Regions from separate parts of the Homo sapiens genome. Here region 2 is linked to region 1. Evidence: chromatin loops called from intact Hi-C (ENCODE). Cell type or tissue: IMR-90. All regions are shown on one strand. Links, peaks and the distances in the headings refer to the core of each region. The heading gives the core; the rest is flanking DNA.

Evidence for each region. A loop is a pair of places that touch in the nucleus more often than their neighbours do. Peaks named below come from ENCODE experiments on the same cell type or tissue, not always from the same donor. Only the 100,000 strongest peaks of a DNase experiment are listed, where the experiment ranks them.
Region 2: it touches region 1 in a loop (4-fold over the local background); 8 of 110 quality-filtered maps call a loop at or near these places.

The regions. Positions count from the first base shown.
Region 1 is chr7:108,141,502-108,150,188 of GRCh38, reverse strand. It overlaps NRCAM (neuronal cell adhesion molecule), which reads left to right. Exons shown (of 33, transcript NM_001037132.4): 33 at 42-2,540. The coding sequence ends at 279. Among named protein-coding and RNA genes, the nearest start is that of LAMB4, 15 kb to the right of the region's middle. In IMR-90, for the core only: a CTCF peak has its summit at 3,778 (motif pointing right); a DNase peak (open chromatin) is centred at 3,808; H3K27ac peaks cover 183 bases.
Region 2 is chr7:107,980,404-107,985,403 of GRCh38, reverse strand. LAMB1 (laminin subunit beta 1) reads left to right here. Exons shown (of 34, transcript NM_002291.3): 8 at 4,593-4,795. Among named protein-coding and RNA genes, the nearest start is that of LAMB1, 20 kb to the left of the region's middle. In IMR-90, for the core only: no CTCF peak of the experiment used is centred there; no DNase peak of the experiment used is centred there.

The sequences.
Region 1 (8,687 bases), core at 1,411-6,410:
TAAATGCCAATCTTGACAAAAATGTTTTCTCTTTCTTCCAGTGATGCAGAAGACCACAAGCCTTTGAAAAAAGGAAGTCGAACTCCTTCAGACAGGACTGTGAAAAAAGAAGATAGTGACGACAGCCTAGTTGACTATGGAGAAGGGGTTAATGGCCAGTTCAATGAGGATGGCTCCTTTATTGGACAATACAGTGGTAAGAAAGAGAAAGAGCCGGCTGAAGGAAACGAAAGCTCAGAGGCACCTTCTCCTGTCAACGCCATGAATTCCTTTGTTTAATTTTTAAGCTCTTTGCCAATATTCCATTTCTCTAGAATGTTTATCCTAAGCACTTGTTTGTCAGCCCTCTCATACTATGAACATATGGGTAGAGAGTATATTTTCTGCTGTATGTTAGTATTATGAGAATAGTTACAGCAAAAACATAACTCAGTCAAATGATATGTTAATATGAACTGGAATGCAAAGTGCATACTTTTTCATTCAAAATGGGTATTCTTGATTTCCTCAGAACTGATAAAAAATAATGCAACATCACCAACAGATCCTGTTATTTCCTCTGCAGGATACAGTTCAATATGATGCATGAAAAATGCTCCACATTTAAAGGACATACCCGTGTATGTTATGAAAACATGGTTTGATACTTTGTTTATACTACCCTCAGCTGAACCCCTATATATGAATTCCGTTTTCATTGTCAAGAATGTTACTGTAGTATTCTCTAGAACTTCAATGTCTTTGTGGACATTGTTGTGAAATTGGTGACTATGTATAGCTGTCGTTAGTCTTTTTGGGAGACTGTTAGGAACAGTTTGTACAGTATATACTTGCTAAATGAGTTCATTATGACAGTCACATTGCTGATGCTTACTGAGAACTATTACCTACTCTTGGCTCCTGTTACTCCGTAGGCTTCTTAATCTTCCAGGCATTACAGCAGCACAGTGTTCTACTTTTTACATCATTTCTATGTTCGGTTGTTTTTAGGCATAAACAATGTGTATTGCAGTGCATTTCGGCATTTGTGCCATACTGAAAGAATCAAAAACAAATCATCCAAATTAAATTTCAAACATTATTTCAGAGAACACAGGGCAAGACACATACAGTGCCTTCAGATATTAAGCATTCCACAACATCGTGCATTCTGTATCAGCTGGTCCAGTCCATTCTGGGTCCTAGATTACTGTCATTGTCTAAAAGTAACTTTTAAAAAGCAGAGTTCATGAAAACTGCAATGCTGGGAAAAGAAGGAAACATGAAAATAAAAATAAGACAGTTTATTAGAAATAGCATTTCCTCATAAGCATAAAAAGAAAATCTTTGTTGCCAACTGAAGCACATGATGATTTTGTGGTCCTTTATGGTTTCTATTACATTCAGTAAGAAAGATGTCAACATGCTAGAAAATTAATTTTAAAACTAAGTTATTCCAACACTAAAAGCATACAACAGCATGCCAACAGTAATATATTATTCTCCAAGACTTTACCTATGTAAGTGTTCAAAACTCTGCAGCATTAAACAACGTGTATGCAAATTGTTATGGATACATTTCAGAATCTAAGAAATCAGGCAAGTGCTTAAAAGGCCAACGGTCCAAGGGATTACATCTGCAGTTTAAAAAGTAAATATATATTCTATCGTATTCATAAACAATATCTATCAAATGGGTTACCTCCAAATATGAAAATCTATAACAACCTATGGTTGAAGGAATGCTCAGTTTCATTTGCCAATAAATTGGTTTCTCATAACTTGCATCAAGTTTAATTTTAAGTAAAGCTTTTTATATGTAGATATTTTGTTGAATTTGTAAATACACTTAAAATGTAGATGCTATATGCTTATAGGTGTTACATACAAATAAACATGCAATGTTTATGTTGTACTGTATAAGAGGTAAGCTAATTAATGCAGTGAATGGGATTGGAAAGCATCTACTTAAATATCTATTGGGTTCCCCCCTCCCCCCACCTTTTTTGCTGTGAAACTGAAATAGTGAACTTTTCTACGTATTGACAGCAGATTTTTCGATGAAATCTTCAGAGCTTTGCCTATGGGGCACAGTAGGCCTAGTAACCTGGCATGTTTGATATATGTAGGTAAAGCATAATTTAAAGTAATCCCAGGTAAAGATGGCCCTAAATACTTTCATGTCTCTATATTCATTTTTCACAGATCCACCTGTCTCTTGAAAATATAAAAAGACAAAACAGGTTTGCCTTGGCATCAGAGAGCACAAAGATTAAAAGTTACTTTAAATTTGCCAATATTTTGGGAGAACAATAAAACTACATTTTTTCCTCTTCCATACTGGTAGATGCGAAATTTATCTGTGCATGAAAGGGTCACTTCTGTAATAGTGCAACAGATTTGGTATTAAAAATTAAATGTGGTTTTAAAAGTTCCTCTCTCTTTTGTAATTTATGTTCCCAATTGAGTGTGAATGTCCAAGTAATGGTGTATGTAATGGTACAGGCAAATGTGACTGGATTTCCCTCAAAAAAGTAACTATTAAACAGTCTTGATCTCTTTGTGACTTTTAACTTTTTCAAACATATATTGCCTAATGTTTTAAAATGGTGAAAAATTTTATTTTTTACTTTCAAAAGGCTGTTCTATGCAGAGAAAATTAAAACAAAATATAAAACAGATCTAATAGGACATATCAAAAACATTTGAATGAAAAACAGGACTAGATATTCCCAGCCTTTTGAGAAAAGTTCAAGAAATCAGGTGGTGCCTCCTTTCCCAAAGCCTGGCTCCTGGTGTCTGCCTGGGCCCGGCGCTTCTCTTCTGCTTGCCTGGACTCTGCCCTCCCGAATCACAGGCGACTTAGATTTCTTAACTCTCCTGTCTGAAGAGGGACACTACAGGTATCGAATGTATGTCACCCTCTCCCTTCTCTCCACCCCCATGCTTCTAATCTTCTCAAACCCTCTGGCAAACAGCCAAGCCCTGGCGTGTTCCCATGTTCCACCACCTGCCCCTTATTCTCCAGCCCCCTAGTCCCAGCATCACACTGACAAGACCTCCTGCTGGCTCAGAGCTGCCCTCCTCCATGGTGATTTGCATCACATGTTATATAAGTGAACCTTAAAGTGCTATGTAGAGCTTGGTGTTTCCACCTGGAGGGCATGTCTGTCACTCACTTCAGAACAGCACTTCAGGGCCTCTCCTCCCCTCTACAACGTCCGCCAAATTCACAGTCCATAGCTTTGTCCTCATCATCAGTCCTGGGGCTCTTTAGCAAAAAGGGTCTGGAGAAATGCAATCTTGACCCCAAAAAGCATTGGTCCATTGATGGTATGAACTTTCTTGTTCAGATGGCTTACAACAGGCCTGGTTTACCTCTAATGGCTGATTTTGTTTTGTTTTGAGACAGAGTCTCATTCTCTCACCCAGGCTGGAGAGCAGAGGCACTCACTGCAGCCTCTGCCTCCTGGGTTGGTTCAAGCAATTCTCGTGTCTCAGCCTCCCAAGTAACTGGGATTACAGGTGTGTGCCACCATGCCCGGCTAATTTTTGTATTTTTAGTAGAGACAGGGGTTTTGCCATGTTGGCCAGGCTGGTCTCAAACTCTTGACCTCAAGTGACCTACCCACCTTGGCCTCCCAAAGTGCTGGGATTAGAGGTATGAGCCACCGCGCCCCGCAATTTTGGAAAAGGCTTATGGAGGCAAGGGAAAAGAATATGAAGAATTCTTACCCAAATTAAGCAAATCCCTCCCGCTCAGGAAATTTTCCTACAGATTACCACCAGAGGGCTCCCCTGCTCTATGCAGTGTGAGAGAAACCTGCTTGCAGGAAAAAGTGGCCTCTGGACACAGTGCAAACCAGTTTTGATAATCAGCTTGTGATCTGATCATGCAAAAAATGATTGCCTGCTGCAACAGGGGAAAATGGGATTTGCAGCTTTCTCTGACGAGTCCACAGCATCCAGGGAGGAAGCATGTGTCCCTGTGAGCCTTGTTAAGCTTCTTCCTCTTAATGATTGTGGCCCGGGAGGTTCGGTATTGGGAGAGGAAGGAGGAGTGTGCCTCCTGGGTCCTACTAAGCATCCCTATCACGGCTGCAAGTCGGTAGGGATGAGGAGAGGCACGTCATTAAAATGGCATCTCCCTCTTCTCCAGAGTATGCTATTTTATCTGCCAATGGTTTGATGTTTTGTGATGGTATAGCACCCCCCAAAAAAGCACAGTTTAAGCACAGCTCTTTTCACTAAAAAAAAAAAAAAAAAAAAGCAAGAGAGGGAGAGACTACTACTTGAATATTTATACTAAATAAATAAATAGTTCCTAGGTGGAGGTGGAAAATTCACTGGACCGGAAAGAGATGGGGATTTGTCATAGCAACATAACCCCAATTACTTCAGGAAGCCCCCAAACCTGTGAAATTAACCTGTGCTCGCATCTGCGCTTGCTTACAGAGAGGAAGGCCGGATGCCAGTAACCATGAAGTAGCTCAGCAGTACTGCCCCGACCTGAATTCTTGCTTCATTACCATGCTAAGACCTCTGCCCAGGGGCCAGAAATGTACCTTGCTAGGCACAAAAAGTGCCAAGTACAAAAGACAAGACTGTGCACACTGTAGCGCCTCCTGGAAGAACCCACCTTTTTTCAGGAATCCCGCCCCAGTCTCCACCTACCTGCCCTAAGAGCTCTTAACATCCCCCTTTACCCGCCCCCCTCCTTCCCCCACCACCACCTCCCCCTCCCCCGTTGCAAGAAGGTGCTTTGAGTATGAGCTTCCCTTCTCCATTTCTTTATTAACAAAGTTTCTGCTCTGCTTTACCAAGCTTGGTTTGGTTCTATTGGCCGAAACGGCACCAGGCAGGAAAATGACCCCTTAGTGTCAACCAGCCTCCCTGGAGGGTGGGAACAGATTCAGATTCCAGCTCTGCCATCAACTAGCTGTGTGACAGTATATAAATGAACCCCCTAATCTCCCACGTCTCCAAGCCTCTGCTTTTTCGACTTGAAAATGACAGATAGCAGATGTTTTCAAAGGTATCTTTCTGCTTAGATCTTATGGTTCTTAATAACAAACCCACACACACACACACACAAATCTGAGCACCTTCTAGACCCAAGTATTTTGCTAATTTGGGAAGATACACGATGAGCAAAACCAGATGTAGTTCCTGTTCTTATGTAGGCTGGAGGCTGGTGTGAGCAGACAGACATTGTCAAATACTCACCTAAGTGAATGTGTAATTCCAAACTGAGGTAAGAGCTATAAAGGGAAGGCACAGCATTCCATGAGAGCAAATGATGGCAGAGCCCAGCCTGGTCAAGGTGGTCAGGAAGGCATTCTTCGGAAAAGAACTAGATTTGGGGGCATATTATAATTTCAGAATAATAAATGAGGAGTATGAAAACCTGAGACATTCAAGTGGAAATAACTAATAGGAATTGGATATTTGAGCTTACAGCTCCAAAGAAACTTCTGAGATGACAAGTAGCAATTTAAACAATGAGGCATGGATGAGATTGCCTAGGGAAAGAGTGTAGGCAAGAAGGCTGAGGACTACAACTTACTCAGAAACTTCCAAATATAATAGACAGGAAGAGAAAGACAGACCTCTAAAGGAGACCAGTAAACAGGAGCCCGAAGTCAGGAAGAAATAAAGAGAATGTGTTGTCCTGGAAGCCAGTGAAAGAGACCATTTCAAGACCAGAGAATGGTTGATAATGTCACATTATACTGAAAAATCAAGCAAAATGAGGACTGAAAACTATTTCTTGGATTTGAAGACATAAAGGTCATCTAAGACCTTAGTAAAAGTAACCACCTGGAGTGTAGTTCAGATTGGAATGAGATGAAGAGTGAGTAGGTGAGGAAATGGGGACAAGTTCTGCCATTACTCATATGGGCAACCCATCAGTCCTAGGTACAGTTCCTTGACATCTCTCCCTCCACGATCATGTAGTCTACACATCTCACTCTGCCCACAGCCTCTCCACTGCCCCTCCGATTTCCATCGACCCTTCACCTTACCCCTTTTCTCCATCCCTCCTCCAGCACAGATGTTATAGTCCATGTGTGAAACACTCCTGCTTTACATTAAACTCCTTTGGCCTTCTGTCTTTTCTAAACACCCATAGAGAAACTGGGACTCAGGAGCAAGTCTACTGTCTGCTTTCTCCTGCCCGCCCCTAGGGGCTGAGAAGATCAGTGTCACTACAGTTTTATAAATATCTTCAAATGGTTCAACTCTCAACACTGCCTAGTAGACCTGCTATTTTTCTCAGGGGAACTTACATTCTCACACTCAACAATGACTATGTCAAATCTTCACTCTCCTGAAGGATTCAACCCTGTCCTCTCTCTCCACTTACTCTCACAAATCACTTTCTTTTTTTTTTTTTTTGAGACAGATTGTCACTCTGTCACCCAGGCGGGAGTGTAGTGGTGTGATGTCAGCTCACTGCAACTTCTGCCTTCCAGGTTCAAGTGATTCTCCTGCCTCGGCCTCCCAAGTAGCTGGGATTACAAGTGTCCACCATCATGCCTGGCTAATAGTAGAGACGGGGTTTCCCCATGTTGGCCAGGCTGGGTCTTGAACTCCTGACCTCAAGTGGTCCACCCGCCTTGGCCTCCCAAAGTGCTGGGATTATAGGTGTGAGGCACTGTGCCCAGCCTCACAAATCACTTTCTACAAAATGACCTTACATCATAATTCACTGAAAAGGGGGGTGGGAAGCATAGATGGGAATTTCCTCATCTTCCTGCTAGCAAACCAAAATGTTTGCCTCAATATTTTCTCATTCTCTACCTCTACCTCCTGTTAAGACAGAGGAGCCATCCTTCCTCCTAACGAGGGCCAGTCCCTCTACCTGAGCTGGCATCTCTCTCCTCTTTGGTGGGTTCTTACCCATCAGTTATTTCTTCTCCTGTTTAACTGGAGTGTCTGTTGACATTCACGCCGTTCAAGTCTCTCCCATATAAAACAAATGGACCATTGAAACCTTTGATTCCCACCCTACTTACCCCCTTCAGTTATCATCCTCTCTACACTTCATGGCTGAAATAATACTGGAAAAAGTATATGAAGATAATCACAAAAGCTACTGTTTGCCAGACAGTACATCCTTTGTTCCTTCTATAGCCATAAAAATTTTCCAGTCTCACTCAGCGTGTCCTATGGACACTGTCTGTCTTCAGCTGTAACTATTTAGCTCATTATCTCGGTGAATGACTTGACAAACTTTTTTTTTTTCACACAAGAGCGTCTCAGCCTGCACACTGAAATCACCTGGGGAGTTTCAAAACCCTAATACCTGCCCACCCACCCTCACAGCATCTTTATTGTAATTGTCTGAGACATGGCTTGGACATCACAACTTGTTAAAGCTCCCCAGATGATTCTAATATGCAGCCAAGATTGAAACTAGTGTAAAGAAACAACTTGTTCCCACCCTATTGTGTGAAATTATTTAATGAACAGTATTTTGAATACGTTTCTTCCCACAGCCCATGTTTGATCTCAAATTCTCTCATATTCCTCTTATAGGAAACATCTAGAGTAAATAGGCCCCTCATACATTGCTGGTAGGAATATAACAGTTTGGTGATTTCTTAAAATGTTAAATGAAAGTTTACCATATGACCTAGCAAGCAATTCCACCCCTAGGTATATGCCCAAGAAAAATGAAAACACATGTCCACACGTAGACTTGTACAGTAATGTTCAGAGAAGCATTGATCATAATTGCCCCCCAAAAAAAATGTCCATCAACAGATGAATGGATAAACAAAATGTGGCATAGCCACACAACTAAATGGCATATCTATACAAGTAAATGGAATACTATTCGTCGGCAATTTTTTGAAAAGCACTAACACATGCCAAAATGTGGAGGACCGTCAAAAACATTATGCTGAACTAAAGAAGCCATCACACACAAAAACCCACATATTGCATGATTCCATTTCCTTAAAATGTTCAGAAAATGCAAACTTCTAAAGACAATGGACAATAGTGATTGTCTGAGACTGGGAATGGGAACAAGGATTAACTGCAAGTTGGCATGCGACATCTTACTGGAGTGATGGAAATGTTCTAAAACTGGATTGTGTTGATAACCGCACAGAATGGTAAATTTACTAAAAATCATTACATTTTATACTTGAAGCAAGTGAATTTACAATATGTAAGTTACACCTCCACAAAGCTGTTAGAAGAAACCATCACTAGGCTTACGTTTGTCTGAGAAGTGAATAGGCTATGCATAAATTAGGCTTATGATGCCTACACCATATTGTGGGGCACATCCCCTCCCAGCCCTCCTGTTTCCTCAGTGAAACACCACAAGAGCAGTGAAGCCTTAGCTGTTTGGTAGCACCAGCTTAGTATCGTGTGCCATCCTGTTTCTCTTTCTTATCCCCCCACCCCCGAGTTTTTACTACCTGTCTTACTCCTTCCTGGTACCACCCTCATTTTTGCTCTCCAGGTCTTAAACAGCATCCTGTATCCTAGCTTTCAAGGGGCAAGGGATTCCTCTGAGGTCCCTTTTATGAGGGGACTAATATCATTCATGAGGGCTCATGACCTAATCATTTCCCAAAGGCCCTACCTCCTAATACCATCACAGTGGGGGTTAGTATTTAATATATGAATTTGGAAGGACTTAAATATTCAGTCTATAGTAGTGCCCAGTCTCAGTAAATGGCACCACT
Region 2 (5,000 bases), core at 1-5,000, 160 kb after region 1:
GATCCACCCGCCTCAGCCTCCCAAAGTGCTGGGATTACAGGCGTGAACCAGCGCGCCTGGCCCAAATAAAAGTTTTGATGGTAAACAGCAGCCATGGAATAAGTCTTACTCAGAATCTAAATATTCAGTGCTAAATCTACCTTTTTCATTTTCCTTCTTTCTCTGTGTTACCTGACCAGAGGGTCTTGAAATTAGCAATAATTACTCTCCACTGATAGGGAATACATTTACATCTGATATAAGATGTAAATACAATACATCCGATATAAGATTGATAGGTTATCAAGTAATTGTGTTGATCATAATACCTTATTTTATTGCTCAGTATATTAGGGTATATATTGGGCTTTTGTATCAAAGAGTCTCCCCAAATCTAGTTGTTCAAATAAGGTGAAAGTTTCTTTCTCTCTTACAAAACCCACCAAAGAGTTTTCTAGAGAAGAAGTGTAGCTCAATTGCCATAATTAAGCTTACCAGATAAAATACAGGATGATGCCCAGTTACATTTGCAAATAAATAATTCTTTTTTTTAGCATAACTATATCCCATATATCCCATATAATATTTGTGACTAGTACAAGTGTGTCTCATGCAATATTTGTGGTTGGTATAACCATGTCCTATGTGATATTTGAGACATACTTTATCCTAAAAAATAGTTGTTTATCTGCAATTCAAATTTAACTGAGTGTCATTTATATTTACTTGTTAAATCTGGCAACCCTAGTTATAAGGCCATCCATGTTTCCAGGTTTATTCACATGGTTAGAGTTAGACCACCACCACTATGTCCTCACCTCAACTCGGGAGAAGAGGGAAGACGAGGCAAGCAAATTCCATTTAAAGATGAGACATGGGCCAGGCGTGGAGGCTCACTCCGTAATCCCCAGCACTTTGGGAGGCCAAGGCAGGCGGATCACTTGAGGTCAGGAATTCGAGACTAGCCTGGCCAACATGGTAAAACCGTGTCTCTACTAAAAATATAAAAATTAGCTGACATGGTGGCATATGCCTGTAATCCCAGCTACTCAGGAGGCTGAGGCAGGAGAATCGCTTGAACCCAGGAGGTGGAGGTTGCAGGGAGCCAAGATCGTGCCACTGCACTCCAGCCTGGGTGACAGAGCAAGACTCTGTCTCAAAAAAACAAAAAAATGAGATGTGGAAGTTGCACACGTCACTTCTGCTCACATCTCATTGGCCAGAATTAGTCACGTGGCTATACTGCAGGAGACACTGGGAAACATCTCTAGGTGTTTCATGTGCTCTACTAACACTCTTGGCGAGGGCTCTTACTGTCAAAGGAACAAGGGAAGAAAGAATACTGAAGAGAAATCAGAAGTCTCTGCCATTCTCAATATACTCAATAAAATGAGGGTTGCATTTCCGTTTAATAGAAAAATAAGCTGAAGCTTATAGAGTTGGATGTTATTACGTAAAGTGATATGGCTATTAAATGGCAGTCAGATCTTGAATCCATATGTTACGGTGCTCAGTTCAGAGCTCTTTACCACATTCAACAACTGCTCTTATTACACAATTACATTTTAATCTTCTTGGGAGGCATGTATGGTAATTAAAAGAATGGGCTCACTGGGCGCGGTGGCTCACACCTGTAATCCCAGCACTTTGAGAGGCCTAGGCGGGTGGATCACGAGGTCAGGAGTTTGAGACCATCCTGACCAACATGGTGAAACCCCGTCTCTACTAAAAATAGAAAAGTTAGCCAGGTATGGTGGTGCGTGCCTGTCGCTTGAACCCGGGAGGCAGAGGTTGCAGTGAGCTGAGATCACACCATTGCACTCCAGTCTGGGTGACAGAGCAAGACTCTGTCTCAAAAAAAAAAAAAAAAAAAAAAAGGGCTTTGGAGTCACAAAGTCCTGGATTTAAATGTGTTCATAAATCATAAATGTGTTCAGTACATCAAAGCTGTTGCTACATTTGTTGCTGTTGATGTTGCTGTGACTATCAGCTTTGGTTTGGGTTTTGCACAGGACTAGTTCCAAATGTTGGAATGAAAGGTGAGCCTGCCTCTCCTGCTACTAAGGTGCAACCAGTTGAGTAGAGGCGGGGCTGATTCTTGCTGATCTTTCCCAGCTGCACAAGGCCCTATTTTTAACCAAGGCCCCAAAAAACTTCCAAGCTTGAAGCAAGGAAGAGTGGAGTGGAAGAAGTCCAGGGAATATTGCCAGAAAAATGCTGCTTCCCCATTTAAATTAATTTTACATGTGGCCCAGCCTGTCTCTGGTCTGTAATTTACTCATTCATTCTCTTGTAAAACAAATATTTAATAGATGTGTCCAGCTCTGTGCCAATTTCTGAGTGAGCCATGAGGCCTTTCCTGCATGTCTCAAAATGCAGTTATGAAAAACGTCCACAAGGGCTCTGGGACAGACACCCCCTAAGTCCCTAAAAGGACTCAACCATCTGCTCCCTTTAAGGTGAAATTTGTGGGACTTGGAGGATGTGTTGTCTTTATAATTTTGATTCTTTTGTCTTTTGTGGTTAAATGACATCGGAGAATCTTTTTCTATGTTACGGAAGCATGCATGTTAGCTGATCATGCATTTGATTTACTTTGTAATCAAGGGAGCAATATCTCTTTAGTTGTCTATTGTTGAGACCTGAGACTCACTTCAAAAGTGATTTGCCACTTAGAATAGCAGTCAAGATGAGGCTCGCTTTTTAAATATGGCAGGAGAGAGTGGGGGGAGCATATTTGCTCTACTGAGGGGTTTCCACAAAGGTCAGTTCAAGGGTTTCTAAATACTCCAGCTGCTCTTCAAGTTTGTTGTTTGGCCTCTTGTCAATAGGCGCTTGTGCTCATTTTGTGCAGGAGGATTTGTGCAGGAGAAAATGTTGGCGTTCATAACTGCCATTCAGTTGGGGAGTACCACGGTTTCTCTGTTTAGTTTTTGATTTTACAAAGAACCTAAGTTTAACACATGGACTTTTCCTTTCTACCCGCAGCCATTTCTATAGCTTCATTGTAAGCTATGCATGTATTAAAAGCATTTGAAATTGTATTTGGGCTGTGAAAATATCTGATGTACTGGGCCACTACCCTGTTGTCTTATGTTGTAATTTATAAGAATGCACAGACATAAATGACAGTAAAGAACCGTTTCAGGCTACAGAGCTTGAGAGTGCAGACAGATGAATCAATCTCTGGGGATCCAGTTCAGCATGAAGAACTTAGTAACTCACGAAAACCCCGTGGAGAAGGTTGAATGGCTCTTCGTTTGTCTAGTTACTATAGAATGAATTGGTAGCCCAGCATTTACAATAAGCAGAAGTCTGCAGACCTAGGAAGAAGAGGGAAAGATAAAATTGATTTAGAGGTAACTTGTATTTGAGAAAAAATAATTTGCCCCACATCCTAATACTAAGCTTATTTATGCTTATGTCACTATATAATATTGAGAAACGTGGAAACGTTTTGTAAAACTGGGACAAAAAAGTTGTGGACCAAAATGTTGCTTAAAAACTTGAAATGTTCTCTCCTTAGGTTGTAGTTATTCTATAGCGTTAACACTATTTTGGTAACTTGGATGTCATTTAAGCGGTGGGAAATTTCAAATTTTCCCTTCCAAAAATAGAGACAAAAATGTTTCTAACTATCTTATAATAACAATGAGAACTGGAGTGCTTTGATAAATCTTTTCCTACCTGAATGGAATTTTCTCATGTTGAAACTGACATTAATTGCTGTGGGAAGCAGATGGCATTGTGCTACTTCAAATTACTGTCTGCCCGCAGGTTCCAGCAGTCATGCAGCTGCGTTCTTATAATTTCTCCACTTTCACACTTCTTCCTAAATAGCTGTTCTGCAAACAGACCCATCACAGAATAGCTACTCTTTTTTGTTGTCGTTCAGGCAACTCTCCTGCCTCAACCTCCAGAGTAACTGGGATTACAGATGCCTGCCACCACACCTGGCTAATTTTTTTTTTTTTTTTTTAAACAGTTTTGCTCTTGTCGTTCAGGCTGGAGTGCAATGGCACAATCTCGGCTCACTGCAACCTCCACCTCCCAGGTTCAAGCGATTCTCCTGCCTCAGTCTCCCTAGTAGCTGGGATTACAGGCGGATGCCATGATGCCCAGCTACTTTTTGTATTTTTAGTAGAGATGGGGTTTCACCATGTTGGTCAAGGCTGGTTTTGAACTCCTGACCTCAGGTGATCCGCCCACCTCGGCCTCCCAAAATGCTGGGAATACAGGTGTGAGCCACCGCGCCCGGTCTAATTTTTGTATTTTTTTAGAGATGGGGTTTTGCCATGTTGGCCAGGCAGGTCTCGAACTCCTGACCTCAAGTGATCCACCTGCCTTGGCCTCCCAAAGTGCTGGAATTACAGGTGTGAGCTACCACGCCCGGCCGACATTCTTATGAAACTGATGAGAGGGCAGTAACCTTTCCTCTTTGCAGTCATGTTATGTTAGGCTTCACTATTGGAGTCATCTAGATCATACAAGAGGAGGAACTTAAGCTATTTTCATGTGTCATGCCTTTCTCTAAAAAGAAATGATGCAAGGAAAAAAAAAAAAACTTCTTGCTTGTCTGATCAGACTTTTCATCTTCTTGATGACCTTCCTAGATTTATTAAAAATTACCAACTTGAGAATCAAGTTTGTGAAACTGCATACTTTGGGAGATAACCTTCTGGATTCCAGGATGGAAATCAGAGAAAAGTATTATTATGCAGTTTATGATATGGTGGTTCGAGGAAATTGCTTCTGCTATGGTCATGCCAGCGAATGTGCCCCTGTGGATGGATTCAATGAAGAAGTGGAAGGAATGGTAAGTAAGCCCTCTGTGCACCTTTCTCCTTTATGTGGCTGGTAATAAAATGCAAAGTGAAGCTAGTCTTACCTTAAGCCTTTTACATTTTCTGGGGGTTTTAGTTTTACAGAGTTACATTTAGCCCTTTGCACCATACAGGTAGCTGATTGTTGATTTTCTCTTTGAAGAGTTTCTTGGACACGGAGAATGTACAGACTACTCA